Regions from separate parts of the Homo sapiens genome. Here region 1 is linked to region 2. Evidence: read pairs that join two places in POLR2A ChIA-PET (ENCODE). Cell type or tissue: OCI-LY7. All regions are shown on one strand.

Evidence for each region. ChIA-PET counts read pairs that join two places held together with the same protein. Peaks named below come from ENCODE experiments on the same cell type or tissue, not always from the same donor. Only the 100,000 strongest peaks of a DNase experiment are listed, where the experiment ranks them.
Region 1: POLR2A ChIA-PET joins it to region 2 with 12 read pairs; 17 of 35 experiments call an interaction of 5 or more read pairs at or near these places.

What each region holds. Positions count from the first base shown.
Region 1 is chr15:38,241,922-38,246,921 of GRCh38, forward strand. No RefSeq gene overlaps it. Among named protein-coding and RNA genes, the nearest start is that of SPRED1, 8.4 kb to the right of the region's middle. In OCI-LY7, no CTCF peak of the experiment used is centred here; a DNase peak (open chromatin) is centred at 320; H3K4me3 peaks cover 705 bases; H3K27ac peaks cover 784 bases.
Region 2 is chr15:38,074,904-38,079,903 of GRCh38, forward strand. No RefSeq gene overlaps it. Among named protein-coding and RNA genes, the nearest start is that of LINC01852, 4.4 kb to the left of the region's middle. In OCI-LY7, no CTCF peak of the experiment used is centred here; DNase peaks (open chromatin) are centred at 8, 768 and 2,108; H3K4me3 peaks cover 4,402 bases; H3K27ac peaks cover 5,000 bases.

The DNA of each region.
Region 1 (5,000 bases), 170 kb after region 2:
TTGGGTCACTGTGTGGTACCAAACAGATATTTTCCCAGGGAAAATGAAATAGGTGCTGGTGAAAAGGATAACATATTTAAATAGGTTAAAGGTTGGGCAATGGCTATGACAGCTTAATTCTGATGGGGTTTCCTCTTCAGCCAAGTCCTAGCCTTGCCATATAAAAGTGTACCAAAAAAAATATCCAAACACGTATCAAATCTCTCTTAGCTTCAATTGGCCCTTTGAAAGCTGAAGTTATACAAATAAGTAACAATTAGCATATTTTTTCTATTTACATTCTCCTTGAACACATGGTTAAGTCAATTTCAAGGACTGTTTTTCACTTCCTTGTTCTTGTTTATGTTTCACTATGATGCTTCACGGTAACTCATCTGCTGTTAATCCTCTACTTTGTGAAGCAAAATCAGTTTCTCCCATAGTAACTCTTATAGCACTTACCATGGTAATGGTAATTACCAATTTACACCTTTACTAGACTATAAACTTCTTGAGTTTAAGAACTGCTTTCATTTCATCTATAATAAGAGCCTGGCAAATAAAATAAGTAAGTCAATAAATTAGTGTTGCTGATATAGATATCTTCTGTGAGTTTATCAAAGATGGACCCTTTGAAAGTTGGACCTAAACACCACTCTCTAATGAATTCTAGATGGCTCTGATAGTTTTCTGAAGGTTCTTTCTATTGTTTATTGAGTACTGTTGGCTCTGTAAAATAGGATAAATATCAGGAGTGAAGGTGATAAGGAAAAGTCTAAAAAGAGCAAAACCAGGCAATAATAATGGTTAGAATTAAATGAGTTACACTTCAAGTGATTTTCAAGAAAATTTGATATTTTAGATATATGAAAAGTAAAAATAAACTGGAATTACACATAAGTAGAGTTTATGAATCTGGATGAAACCATGTCAAAATTTCCATGCCATTTAAATGGATAGGAGCTCCAGAGACATAAATTCAAAATATAAACTAAGAGTTGTCCTACTAGAGTAATAAATTACTATTACCATAATAAAATAACATATAATAAGTGCCTATCTGACATCTCACTTTACAAGTTATTATACAAAATAATTTGTGTAATGAATGATAATATGAAATTTGAGACTTCATAAAATTTGGAAAGGATGGTTAGCTAAATACAGACATTAAACAAATACATAGTTAAGGACAGAATCATGGAACTTATAAAGGATAATTGGAACTTATAAAGGATAATTACATTCCTAAGACATACTCTGGACCAAATAATTTAAGATTGCAGAAAGTAATTTTATTTTCCCAAATCAATTCCAAAAAGCTTTATGGAAAATATCGGGAGATATATAGTAACGTGTTACTTAAAGACAAGGATAAATTCTGAGAAATGCATTGTGAGGCAATTTCCTCTTTGTGTGAACATCACAGACTGTACTTAGACAAACCTAGATGGTATAGCCTGTTGCTCCTAGGCTACAAACCTGTACAGTGTGTTACTGTATTGAATACTGTGAGCAGTTGTTACACAATGGTAAGCGTCAATATTTGCATATCTAAACATAGAAATGGTACAATAAAAACGAGGTATTATAGTCTTATAGGACCAATGTCATATATGCAGTCCATCGTTGACTGAAAGTCATTATGAGGCATCTGACTGTACCTGAAATAAGCAAGAATAAGATAGGTAAAGACAGACTGTTCAAAATGCATGGCATCTTGGCAGGGGACCCAGAAGGAAGTCTGGGACGATCCAACAAAAGAAGGAAACTTGACATAAACAAAAATTGGCTAAAACCTAGGAGGCAATGAGGGTGTTAATTGTTTTAGGGCTTTTTGATAAAGAGCTTTAGAGTTGAAGGAGGCATTCTCTAGGATGAAGGAAAGCCAGTGTCTTAGGATTTTAAATCTTATGGAAAATAAAAACATCTCTTTCTGGTGATGTACGAACTGGCCAGATGTCACTGGACTGAAGCTTTTAGCATTTTTAAACCAGAAGAAGTTTTCCTTTGGGTGTGTATTCTTTATTTCTCTGTACAAAAGTACTAAAGATAATATCATAGATCTTCAAAACAGACACATTTGAGGATACTAATAAGATTAGTGTCATTGGAGAAAAACGAGTTAATTTTATTACTTTTTATGGCATTTAGTCATATTGCAATTTATAGAATCTAAATGTTTCCTTCTGGTTCTATGTCTCCCTAGCTAGACTGTAAGTTTCTGGAAAGCAGGCCTCCTCCCTGTACCTAGAGTAGTCCTGTAGATTCTACCACCTACATATGTCTATAGTCATCTTCTTTCTAGCCCCATGAGCAATGTCCTCAGTTTTCTCCTGTATAGATGATTGCAACAGCCTTTTTACTGGTCTCCAAAATCTTACAGTATAGCAAGGAGACATGGAAAACCAAATGGAAATATTTAAATAATATAAAATGTTATACAAACATATAAAAATATAATATATAAAAATAACTGCTATTTTTCCCTTGAATACTGACATTTTCTTTATAGCTCTCCTCCCACCTCTACCTATATTCTGACTTTGAATTATAACTATGAAACTGCACACACACACTGCCAACACAGAGGGCTGGAGGGGCCAATGTGGCATGAAAATGCAGGGTCTTTTGTTTTGTTTAGCTTTCTAAAATTATAGTGGACTACATGGAAGCTACAACAAAATGCAAAGTTTTAAGGTCTCCTGAGTGACTATGTAGAAACACCAGGCTTTACAGGTGCCTAATGAAGTGTGAAAAAGTCCAATTAAAGTGTGATGTTGCAGTGGGAAGAGGAGGGAACCTTCAGGTAAGCTAGAGAGTTGAGGGCGGGAAGGCGGGGGGAAGACTTTTTTTTTTTTTTTTTTTTAGAAAAGCACAGAGATTTTAGAGAAAAGAGGGAAAGCAGGGAGCAACTGTTAAGGCCACAGTCCCCTGCCAGCACTGCAGGGAGCTACGGGTGAGCAGTGGGCTTAATCCAGAGATGAACAGAGACAAGGTGCTGAGTGGTCCAAGTCACAGGCCAGGAAAAAGAGGCTAAAGTAAAACAGGAATAAAAATCCTGTTTTGGGGTGGGGAGTGCAGAAAAAGGGCTAGAAATGGTAATGGGAATCTCTGACTTTTGCATACTTGGAAGCTGGACAAGCTTGAAGAACAAGGTTAGGAAGGGACACTATTAAAGATAAAGGGATTACTGGCCAGGTGTGGTGGCTCATGCCTGTAATCCCAGTACTTTGGGAGGCGGAGGCAGGCAGATCACCCGAGGTCAGGAGTTCAAGACTAGCCTGGCCAAGATGGTGAAACCCTGTCTCTACTAAAAATACAAAAATTAGCCAGGTGTGGTGGCGCACGCCTGTAATCCCAGCTACTCGGGAGGCTGAGGCAAGAGAATTGCTTAAACCCAGGAGGCAGAGGTTGCAGTGAGCCGAGATCACGCCATTGCCCTCTAGCCTGGGCAACAGAGCGAGATTCCATCTCAAATAATAATAATAATAAAGATAAAGAGATTACTTACAATAGGGCTTCTTAAACTTTAATGCACAGATGAATCATACGGCGGTATTGTTAAAATGCAGATTCTAATTCAGGAAGACTGGAGTGGAGCCCAAGGGCCTGCATTTCTAACAAGCTTCCGGGTGAAGCTTTGCAGCTTTGAGTGGCAAGGATATGCAATATTAAACATGAACACTTAAAACATTTTTTTGTGTGTGACGGAGTCTCACTCTGTTGCCCAGGCTGGAGTGCAGTGGTGCGATCTTGGCTCACTGCAATTTCCACCTACTGGGTTCACGCCATTCTCCTGCTTCAGCCTCCCGAGTGGCTGGGTCTACAGGCACCCGCCACCATGCCCGGCCAATTTTTTGTGTTTTTAGTAGAGACAGAGTTTCACCATGTTAACCGGGATGGTCTCGATCTCCTGACCTCGTGATCCGCCTGCCTTGCCTCCCAAAGTGCTGGGATTACAGGCGTGAGCCACAGCGCCTGGCCAAAACATTTTTATATGCGGGGTGTGGTGGCTGACGCCTGTAATCCCAGCACTTTGGGAGGCCGAGACAGATGGATTGCTTGAGCTCAGGAGTTTGAGGCCAGTCTGGGCAACATGGCGAAACCCCCTCTCTACAAAATACAAAAATTAGCTGGGCATGGTGATGGGTGCCTGTAGTCCCACCTACTTGGAGGCTGAGGTGGGAGGATTGCTTGACTCTGGGAAGTGGAGATTGCAATGAGCTGAGATTGTGCCACTGCACTCCAGCCTGGGCAACAGAGGAAGAAAAAAAAAAAACCCAAACTAAACAAACAAAAACCATTTTTTAACAAAATAAACCAGTCAATGAATTTATGCTTCCCAGTATAGATATGTTCTGTAGGTTTATCAAAGACTTATACATCAAAGATAATTATGAAATTATCCTCCCTTTTACCCTTAGTTAATGGCAATGAAGAGATGATCTACAGTGCCCCAGTTCACACTAATAATGTATTTGAGAGCATAATCCTTGTTACATGTCTACTTTAATAACAAGATAACTACTTTTGTTATTTACAGCAACACATTTGCACATTCATGTGTCTAAGAAAACAACCCGTGATGACAGAAATGTTTTATATCTAGATTGTTCAATATGATAGCGACTAACCACTTGTGGCTATTGAGCACTTGAAACATGGCTAGTATACCTGAGGAATAAACAGCCACATATGGCTAGTGGTTACCATGATCATCGATATCTGCTAGCATCACCCAAAGACAACCAGATGTTATTTGCCTTCTGATTGAAGTAGTCCTCCTATCAAGGCTCTAGATTTAGAAACCAATTTACAAAAGAGACTCCAGATGTCCCCAGACCCTACTCTAAGAACTGATGGTATAAAGGAACTTACGTACCTGAGGCCCACAAAAGGCAGCTGATAATAGCCAAGGAATTTAATTCTTTCGTTATCTAAAAGTAGGACTCTCCTGTTAAATCATTATCCAAAGTAATAATGACTTGAAAGTCTATCCCACCAAATATCCCATCTTT
Region 2 (5,000 bases):
TTTTAACTTTATCAAGGTCACACAGATGTTAAATGGCCAAGTCACACAATGTGACTCCTGGGCCTGATCTCTTTCACGCTAGGCTTCACTGATACTTGAGGCACAAACACGTGGGGACACACTGGACACAGAGGTCTAGACTTGGAAGCCAGGAAAGCTCCAGCCAAGACATAGGTTTTTGTGTTTCAGCAAGGGAGGGGCTACAATGGCATGCCTGAAGGCCACAGGAGGGAGAATCTGCCTCATCCTACCCCACTTGGAAAGAAAGAAGGCCATGTGAGGACCTGCTAATTTCACACCGAAACTCTCTTTTGAGAAAGCAAAAGAGTGTGAATTCAGTCACTCCCTATTCTGAGCGGTCTTGTGATTTTATCTTTTAAACAATGCTCTGTAAACAATCGTGTCAAACCTTGCTAGTTGTCACGGCAAAGGGGACAAGACAGTGCTTAATTATACTGCTAATAAAATGTGCAGCCTATAATTGACACACATCACTTTTCCCCCATAACTCATTAGTCAAAACTAATACACCACCTCAACTACGATAAGTCCAGGAAATGAATTCCAGCCCTGTGCCCAGAATAGGGGACAAGAAGGACTAAAAATGCATGGTAACCAGCCCTAGTGATGACCATGACGCTCAATAAACACTGCTCTTCTTCCGATGAATGGCGAATACCAGTCCTTTTTTATAACTTCCTATTTTATAGCTAGTCCATGAGACTTTAGAGCAGCTCTCATGTGGAAGGCTCTGTAATCTCAGGAGTCATGCGTGTCATGACAAGATTCAACAAGAGCTTCTGGCTGCACCAGGCTACAAAGGCGTTCTCTTGCTTCTTATGAGCTCCACCATCCCAGAAGAGGAAAAAATGAAAATAAAGTCTTAAGGAAAATGGTCTGCTTTGGCATACCCAACTTGAAGATCATTGTGGGAGGGAGCAGGAAATATTCAAATAAAAGCAAAAGCAAATTTTGACCACAGAACTAAGAAAGTCTGTAGGAAAGATGCTGGAGTGACAGGAAACATCACTGACATTTTCATTTTCTCTCACATCAGATTTGCCCAGCTGTGTCTTATGGAAATGATTCTTAACCTCTCCTCAATATTTCCCAAACGAACTTGCCTTTGTTTTGGTGTTTTCTGAGCAATTCAAAGCTCATCTGGAGTTAATACGATACATACTTTGTTCATTGACTGACCTGTGTAGAAATGCCGATCAACTTCTCTCTTTTTTGACTTCTGCTTAACTTCAGACTCAAATTATCCTATCCTATTCTTATCTGATCATTCCTCGATTGTTGGGCATTGTAGATTGTTACTAATTTTTAAAAATCATACGTATAAAAAGAAGCACTAAAATAAATATTCTGGTACATAAAATCTCTCTCTGCGTATATAATTGTCTCCGGAGACTGGAATCACTCAGTAAAATTGTGCAAATTTTGCTCCAGAAAAGCACCCTGACCCGTGTCTTTACCTCTACTTGTAGAAAGACCACACAAAGGGAGTAGCTGCTGAAGAGAAACAGCATCACCTGGAGTTATGGGAATTACCTGGCCTTTGTGTTTCATGGACGACAGTGGAATTCAATTCTTCAGGAATATTGTTCAGGACGGTATATATGTCTCAAGATTTCCCTATTTACAAAATGTAGCATAAAAGTGGCCTGATTTTAAATGACTATACAACCACATAGCAACAGACTGCTTATGATCCAGTAAGTGAAAAAAGTGGACCCTACAATGACAATCAAATTTTTTTTAAATGCTGGCAAAAAGGAATGTCAAATACAACCTCAAAGTATCAATGTGTGCAGATAATAGGAATGTTTTTTTCTTGAATCTTCCAAAATTTTAGAATATGATGAGATTGGTTTATAATGATGTAAAAAAAAAAAAGTTGCATAAAGGACACATCTGATGAGAATGTGAGCTGGGAAAGCTGTGTCACAGCTGCACTTTCAGAAGTACCCGGCCATTGTTGCACTGGAGCCAGCCCCAGTTGCCTGGATGTAGAGGCCACATTTGGCATCCCCAGGGTTTTCATGTAGCTACTTCCTCTCCCCACAAACAGGCAACCACCCGGGCGGCTAAGCCAACAATGCGATGTCGTGCTTCATCACCAGACCTGACTGGGAGGCCCGCTGCAGGCCCCAGACCTCCTCCGAGAGAGCGGACTAAACTCGCAGGGGTGTTTCAGAGCAAAATGGTTTCAAAGCAAGAAACCTTTTAAAACAAACAGGAAACGAGCCCCTCAAACCCAAACCATGTGGAAAGATAGGCCACATGATTTAAACAAACCAACAAGAATACAAGTTTGTATAAATACCCTGGTACTTGCGCATTTCTAAAAATCATTGCAGTCCAATTGGGAAAAACCTGTTTAAGAAACATTTATTAAGAACCTTCATAGGCCAGGCATTGTGTTCATCTTAAGGTTTCAAATTAAATAACATCTCAGCCCTCCTGGGACACCCATTCTACCGAAAGAGATACACATGCAAATAATGAATCAAGCCTGGCAATATGAAAATTTTAATAAAAAAGGCAACGCATGCCTCTATCTTAACAGAAAAGGAAACTAAAAGGGCCCACTAGATTTAGCAATTAAGTAAAAAATTCCTAGGCTAGGGGATGAAAGATGCAGTGAATTGAGGAGGTAAGGTAATGGAGACGAAATAAACACTATTCTCTCAAGAAGCTTAGCTGAGAGGAAAAGAGAAAAGACAGGAGGATAACAGGTTAAGTTGGAATTCAGGATTCATGAGGCTATTTTCCCTAGTGGGAGAGGTGTGAATACGTTTGTAGAGTGAGAGGAAGATTTCAAGGTAGAAGTTGAAGATACAAGACAGGGACGATGGAAGGGGATGGCGTTCAGCACATATTTAACTAGTACAAGCTTTTCCTCTTGGAATTTTTACCCTACCAACCAGAAACACAACGTTTCTGCCCGTATAAAGAGCTCATCTTTTCCAGCTTTTCACCTTGCATGGTTTTAGCAGGACATTAGATGTATGATCCTGTCTTATGTAAATCTGGAATTTTAAAAAATAACAAAGATCATTTAGAATTTACGAATTTTTGTCTACTCTAAAAGGAAACAAATTTATAGCTATTTCATACTTCCCTTTGCATTTTCTTTCTTCCTCAAGATCATTACGTAAATGATGCGACTTCCAAGTTGTAAGAAACAAAGATGCACTGCAAATCACTGAGTCGAGAGAAACCCCGTTATCCATAAGTTAGTTTGATGAAGAAAAAGGGAAGCATTACCAGGGAGAATATTATATTTTTCTTTTCTTTTTGAAGTGTTTGAGATTTTAGTTACATTTCCTTTTAACTTATTTTAAATTATTTATTTTTTCAAAATTCACTGGTTTATCACAAATGTGCATCTGTTCACCAAACATGGATAAAATCAAAAGAATGAAAATATTTCTTAATAGAAATAATACTTTTTCCATGCATTAGTTGCTTTGCTTTTTTCTTCAGTTAATCAAAATTAATGTTGGTTTCCTAAAAACAGATGTTTGAGTGGAAAAGACAATAATAAAATGAAATAATCCTTTGCAATGAATTTTTTCAAGTCTTTCAAATATGAAACTTTCTGCAGAGTTCTAGTGGTCAAAGGAAATTACAGGATACAGGGTCTAGTCAGCTTGAATAGCAAATCTTATTTTATCCATTCTTGATCTTTTAGAGATAATGTTACAATCTAAAAATGAACACTTCCTGTTGCTGTGAACAGTAGACTGCCCATCGTTGCTAACATACAAGATATTTATTATTTCACTTCACACAGAACCAGGACCCAAACTAGCACTGATAAACGAAGTGGCCATGGAATCTGGAGTGGAAGCAGAGAGCTGAAAATACCACTGTCTTTTTTCAGATGGTAATTGTGTGTCTGAAAAGTACATAAATATTGTTTTCCTTTTCATTGCATTTTTGCTTTAAATACATTGTATTAGGTTGATCTTCAATTAACAGTCTTTTTTGATAATTTAGCCAGTTTTTCTCTCCCCAGCTTCCTCCTATGTTGTTTAGTAAGATATTGTCTGTAAATAAATAGTGTGGTGTCAGGGAAGGACAGAAGCATTTTAGAGAAACCCTTCAAGGAGTTATTTTGCAAAGCAAGAAAATTCTTGTTAGGTGAATAACCATCCCCTTTATTTACTATTTTGAAATTTGGGGTCTTCTATATTATGTTTTCTTAAAACAGAGCATTCCTGAATAGAAGAAGCCTATCAAAGAAACCTTCAACTCTGCCATTTCTGAAAACATAAAAACCCAAATGTGACTTATCACATCAGTACAGCATAAAGAATTTGGTCAAATTTAATGAAAATGGTCATAAGAAAAAAGATGGACAGAATAGAAAGCAGGAATCAATTATTTTACCACGTGGAAGCAACCTATGGTCTGGGCCGGGGATTGGCACACTACAGCCGTGGGCCAAGTGCAGCCTTCCACCTGTTTTTGTAAATAAAGTTTTATTGGAATGCAGCCACACACATTCGCTTATGTATTCTCTATGGCCATTTTTGTGCCACAGTGACAGAGTTGGGGAGCTGCCACAAAGGCCATATGGCCTGCAAAGCCTAAAATATTTACTCTCTGGCCCTTTATGGAAAAGGTTCGCTGAAGCTGGTCTAAAGGAGCATGAGGGCTGATGTCTGTTGGAAACATTACATAAACAATTACAAAATCTTTTAGACCTGTGGCTCAAAGAATGTCTGTACCTTTACCCAGAAAAAAAAGAGCAATTCAAAACTTATTTAGATAAACAATTGTTTCTTAAACTTTTAAATTGTCTGTTCCTGGCAACTGTAATAAGAAGTAGTAACTCCTTTTCTAATGCACTTTGAAAATTCATCTTTAAAAAGTATGGTTTGCCTTCCCATACCACTTTAGAATGTTAAGAGCCTCATCTAATGCTATATATATATACATATTTTGGTCAAAGTGGTTTCTTCCCCCACGTAATGCTCAGTTCTATT